2 separate regions of the Mus musculus genome follow, and region 1 is linked to region 2. Evidence: chromatin contacts called from ENCODE Hi-C or POLR2A ChIA-PET data. All regions are on one chromosome and are shown on one strand. Each heading gives the region's core, a stretch centred on a gene start or an enhancer-like site at or near the end of the contact. The rest is flanking DNA. Distances are from core to core; before and after follow the strand shown.

Evidence for each region. A loop is a pair of places that touch in the nucleus more often than their neighbours do. ChIA-PET counts read pairs that join two places held with the same protein, here RNA polymerase II (POLR2A).
Region 1: a map of T-helper 17 cell shows a loop between it and region 2 (2.9-fold over the local background). The contact joins the promoter of Ube2s here to the promoter of Tsen34 in region 2. A Hi-C loop is called at or near these places in 1 of 37 maps with a recorded cell type or tissue (T-helper 17 cell). POLR2A ChIA-PET finds 5 or more read pairs at or near these places in 2 of 5 experiments (both embryonic stem cell).

Annotation. Positions count from the first base shown.
Region 1 is chr7:4,810,962-4,813,661 of GRCm38, reverse strand. Ube2s (ubiquitin-conjugating enzyme E2S) reads left to right here and starts at 1,322. Exons shown (of 4, transcript NM_133777.2): 1 at 1,322-1,499; 2 at 2,106-2,253. The coding sequence starts at 1,497.
Region 2 is chr7:3,692,249-3,695,016 of GRCm38, reverse strand. Tsen34 (tRNA splicing endonuclease subunit 34) reads right to left here and starts at 1,407. Exons shown (of 5, transcript NM_001164204.1): 1 at 1,128-1,407; 2 at 173-419; 3 at 1-39. The coding sequence starts at 415. It overlaps Mboat7 (membrane bound O-acyltransferase domain containing 7), which reads left to right and starts at 2,031. Exons shown (of 8, transcript NM_029934.4): 1 at 2,031-2,276.

The DNA of each region.
Region 1 (2,700 bases), core at 73-2,572, 1.1 Mb before region 2:
GAAGAGATGACCTAAATGTGGGCAGCACTATCCCATAGGCTAGAGGATGGATATAAAAGGAACGAGGCCAGGGTATGGTGGCATACACTTTTAATCTCAGTATTCAGGAAGTAGAGGCAGGTGATCTCTGTGAGTTCAGGCCAGCCTGGTCTATAGCTCGAGTTTCAGGAAGGTCAGCCAGGCCTGCACAGAAAAACCCTGGCTTGAAAAGCCAAAACAAGGGCTGAAGAGATGGCTCAGCGGTTAAGATCATCGACTGCTCTTCCGAAGGCCCTGAATTCAAATCCCAGCAACCACATGGTGGTTCACAACCATCTGAAAACAGCTACAGTGTACTTACATAAAACAATAAATAAATCTAAAAAAAGAAAAGCCAAAACAACAACCCCCGACCCCGGGGGAAAAAGGAGTTCCAGGCCAGTAATGAAATTCTGTCTCTCAAAAAGTTAACAGAAGTCTATGGGGTCTGGAGGTCAGTCACAAAGCTCTCAATAAGGACGTGAGACTTCCCTGACTTCTTCCTCTGGCACCCCTACAGAAACAATGGTGGCAAAAGTCACAAGTCATACTCTAGAGGATCAGGAAGTCCAAGCCCTCGGAGTCAACCAACCTGATTTTGAGGGCTTCCTAACACATAACAGGAGCGCAGAACAAAATGGAGCCCCATAGACAAATTATGTCCACACTTCCGCCCTTCCATGGCTTCCAGGTGAGGTCGCCAGACTCCCAGCGTAACATTTGCATACACAAAAGAAATTGAGACATTTCATTGGTCGAGGTTGGAGTCTATCACACTGAGCTGGCTTCCCATTAGTAGCTTTCAATTCCTACCTGCCCCACAAGTCCAGATCACGACCGCCCCTGTTTATTGGTCAAGGCCCCTTCCGTCATCCCTTTAACCCCTCCAGTCCTGTCTTCCCTCGCTCCGCCCCTTCCCCTGCCTAACCGTTAGTCGCGTGCGCGTCTTTCTCCAGGCCGGAGCGCGCGCGCGCACCCCAAGTCGTGGCGGCGTCTCATTCAAACGGTCCAATCAGCGGCCACGTCGCCTCGGCGGGCGCCCCCTTTCTCTCTGCTCTAGGTTTTTAGCCGCTTGGTTCTCCCAGGTCAACTCCTCAGCCGGCGTGAGCCCTCATTGTGATAGCACTCCTCACAAACTGGGTTCGAACTTCTGCTACTATTCTGACAAGAACAGAGAAAAGAGCGTTGACCGCCCAGCAACGTGCGCGTTGACGTACGCGGTCGAGACGTGCCGTGAGGGGGCGGGGCCTGCGAGTAGCTATAAAAGTGCGGTGTTGGGCGCGCGGCCGGTTCTACCGAGGAGCAGACGTAACGTTGTGAGCGTTTCGTAGCGGACGTCGGAATTAGTGGGAGCGGAGTGGGGCCTCGGGGGCCTCGCTAGGGCCACAGCGGCCGGCAGTTGGGCCCCCCGCCCCGGCCGGCGGTCCGAGGAGTGCAGGAAGGGGGCCGGGGGGACCCGCCCCCGGCCGGCTGAAGTCATGGTGAGTGACGCGGGAGGCCCGAGGGGCCGTTGGGGACTCGGGCAGAGGAGGCGACTGCGGCGTCCCAAGTGTTTTCTGGCCAGCTTCTGAGTGCTTTGGTGGCATGGCTGAACGTCCGGAGCCAGGAGTCGGCCCCAGGGCCTTTCAACAAACGGTGCGGGAGCCCAGGCAGCCCTCGGAACCTTGGGGAGGGCTTTGGGCGCCTTGCGGCCCGCCCATGGGTGTTTTAAGGAGCAAGACATCCCGCCGCCATTTCGTCCAGCCTTTTTCTTTTTGGTGTGTGTGGGGGGGCGGCGGTTGATGGGGTTGTTTCAAGCCTAAGTAGGGGAAGGGCTCCGGCTAGGCCTCAGGCCCACCTGGAACCAGTAGTGGACCCATGCGCGTCTTAACGAGCGCTTTGGGTAGGTTCGGGTACGCTGAGCCACGTAGAAGCTTTTTCTGAGACACCGTCCCGGTCAGCCATGGGGCAAAAGCCAGAAGCATCTTAGGTCCAGTTGACAGGCAGTGATTGACAACCTCGGACCTCTAAAGTCTGGATTCTGGTATCCACCCACCTTAATCCTAGCTATTTCAGGCTGCTCACTCTCCTTTTCCCTCCGTGCCTAGAACTCCAATGTGGAGAATCTGCCGCCCCACATCATCCGCCTAGTGTACAAGGAGGTGACAACACTGACGGCAGACCCACCTGATGGCATTAAAGTCTTCCCCAATGAGGAGGATCTCACAGACCTGCAGGTTACCATCGAGGGCCCTGGTGAGTGTGAGCACGGAAGGGAGGGGCCACTTGACCAGATTTCTTCTGTCTTGTGGCTGTGGGACAAATAGGATTCAGCCTCTCAGGTGCTTATGACAAAATGTGGCCTTTTGCTTAGGCTTGCATTAAGGCTGTCAAGTGTTACTTTCCAGAGACGTGAGGATGCATATAAGTGAAGCAGAAATAGAAAGTGTAGCTGGGCGTGGTGGTGCACGCCTTTAATCCCAGCACTCGGGAGGCAGAGACAGGCGAATTTCTGAGTTCGAGGCCAACCTGGTCTACAGAGTGAGTTCCAGGACAGTCAGGGCTACACAGAGAAACCCTGTCTTGAAGAGAAAAAAAAAAAATGTATGCCAGGGGATCTGAAACACTAATCAATCGAATGTCCCAAGACTAAACAAAAAGCATTGTGAGGGGAAACTGGTGGTAATAAGCTGATTTGCATAT
Region 2 (2,768 bases), core at 158-2,657:
GAAACTCTGCTCTTGCTGGCGTTTGAACGATGCTAGGGCCTGAGAAGTAAACTTAACTGGAACCCCAAGACACATCCTGCAGTCCCTTAGGAAGACAGGAATTCTGACCAGTTTACAACCTTCCAACAGGCCCTCCCAGGCCTTCCCACTATCAGGGCCTTTCGTTTCTTACCAAGCCATGGTTGCGGGGGTCCGGGCGCGGGGCGCTGACTAGGGTCACCGCGCCTATCTCGGCCAGGAGCCGGGCTTCTTCAGGCAGCAGCAGAAGCGGAAGGCCCAGGCGCGAGTTCTGGCGGGGCCCGCGGGGCAGGGCGCCCACCGTGCGTCCCCCGACTCCCAGACGCTCCCGCAGCGCCTGCACGGCCTCGGCTCCCCACACCAGCGAGCGGCCATTTGCGACCTCCACCACCAGCATCTTCCTGCGGAGTGGGGGTGCGTCGCGGTCACCCAAACAGCCCCACCGACCCGACTGAAGTCTTCCACGCCCTCAGCGCAAGACCCCGCCCCTCACCCCCCAAGGGGCGGGGCTGGGGTTGCCACCTGCCCCCCCCCGCCCCCCAGCCAAGATCTACCCAGGGACCAGTTAAGACCACGCCCCTCACCCAGGTCCCACCGTTCCGCTCCCCCTCAGCTCCAGGTGACCATCTTCTCTGCCAAAGCGTACCACCATCTCTCGTCCCCTCAGAGAGACCTCCCGCCATAGTGGTGCACCGCCCTTTTTGCAAAGTGGGTGTCTTCTTATGCGTCCGTCAAATCTCAGAACCTCAATGTAGGGTGGTTTGCTCAAGCCACACCCTCTTCTAAATACTTGGAGCCCAGCCCCTCCCCTTTCGAAGTGCCCAGATTCGCCTTTCCCGCCTATTCTGAGTCGGACTTTAAAAGAAACCCAGTCCTGTCTTGCGCCAGCTGTTCGATGTTCCAGCATCCTAAATTCGGCTCAATCGGGAGTCCTGCCTACCCGAACGCAAGCGTTTCAGCCTTCGGAAGATCTCGACTCTATTCCCGAACGCATGCGGGAGATCTCGGCTCAGTAGAATCAGCCACCCCCTCTAAGTTGCAAAAGGTTCAGCATTCGACCCTAGCCAGATCCCATCGTTCTTCCAGCTGTGGCCCCGCCCACTTCCTACCCAATTTAAGGAGTTCACAATTACGATTGAATCCACAGTCGCACTCGAGGTGCAGTGTGCGTCGTGGCTCCCTTTCAATCTGTCGTACTGTCCTCAGGCAGAGGCAATAAGTCAACCCCTAGCCAACACCAACTCTCGGCTAAGGCGGAGCTGGCCCTACGTAGCGCGTCCTCCGTCATCCCGTCAGGTCAGCAAAGCGGAAAAGCCAAGAAAGCCCTCACTGCCACTCCGGTCTGCACAAATGGGACCTTGAGGGTCATTGCTCTGGCCTCGCCCCCAAATCCACCAGTCATGTCGGCCCCGCCCCTTCGCCGTTTTCCGGTCTTCTGTGGCTCCGCCTTCCTCCCTCAAGACTATTAGCTCAGCCTGTTAAGTCTACTGATTATTTCCAAAGTTAGGCCAAAACGGCTGCCCTCAATATCATTTGACCGTGACCTGAAAAAGCATTCAGCTATCTGAAGTAAGTCCAAATATGCGATCCCGCCCACACCCCGTGGTTCTTTGACTCTCGGACCCCGGCTGATTCCGACTATCTCCGAAGTAAGCCGAAGCATGCGGTCCCGCCTACTTCGTTCTGCGTTCTTGAGCCCGCCTAACACTACACAACGACTTTTGGACCCGATTATTTCCGAATCAAGCCGAAGTGTGTGGTCCCGCCTACATCCGGCCGAGTTTGTAAACGCATCTAATTCCGAGCCGTGACTTTGGAATTCGGCTATCCCCGAAGTAAGCCGAAGCTGTGGCACTCCATGCCGAGGGCTTGAATGACCGAGTGTGCCCGAAGGAATCCGAAGCTGAAAGTCTGTCTCTGAGCTCCAGGTCCCTCCTCCTCAAGTCTCAACGGGACTCGAAGATCTTGGCCCCGCCTCTCTGACCCGAAACCCCGCCCCTTCACGTACTGGCAGCTCTTTGCCCGGGGACCTCCTAGAAAGATCGCGACAGGCATCTTGCGGCAGACTGGTGTTCTGGGTACCTTTCTTGCGGTGCTGTAACTCGTACAGCCGCGGCTCTCGGGGCCTGGACCGCGCAGCCCTGCCGGCGCCCTCCAGAACGGGCAGTGCGGGGGCGTGCTGAGCTGGGGAGGCGTGGCGCGAGCCGAGGCGGCCTCGAAAAGGAGCTCCGCAGTCTTCTGGCCCACGGACGGTTCAGGTGGGCCCAGGTTGGGTTGCATGGCGGCGTCACGAAGATCGTAGGGTGGCGGGGTGCGGGGACAGCGCCCAGAGCGTGGCCGGGCTGGGTGGCGTAACCGCCTGTGGATCTGCCGAGGCAGAATCGGATACACGCTGGCCTTCGCTGCGCGGGGCTGGGCTACGAAAGGTGCTTGCAGATCGTACAGGGTCATTGCCTTCTCTCCGAGGTACGGGTTAAAGAGGAGCCCAGAGCTCAGAGCTTAGAAAACAGGATGCTAAATGCTGGGCTTCTCCGAGCTGGGCGGGAGTGGGAGTACTGGGTCCTGTAAGACGCAGAGGAAATTGGGGACCCAGAAGGGCTCCAATGTACTCAGGAGGGTGAGGATGATACAGATTCCTGGGCTCTCAGAGAAGAGGGGTGTTGTGAAGGATTGTTTTTCTGGCCGGAAGGTGTGGGTCATAAATGGAAGTAGAAGTACTTTTGATTTCAACATTGGCAAAGGGGTGGGGT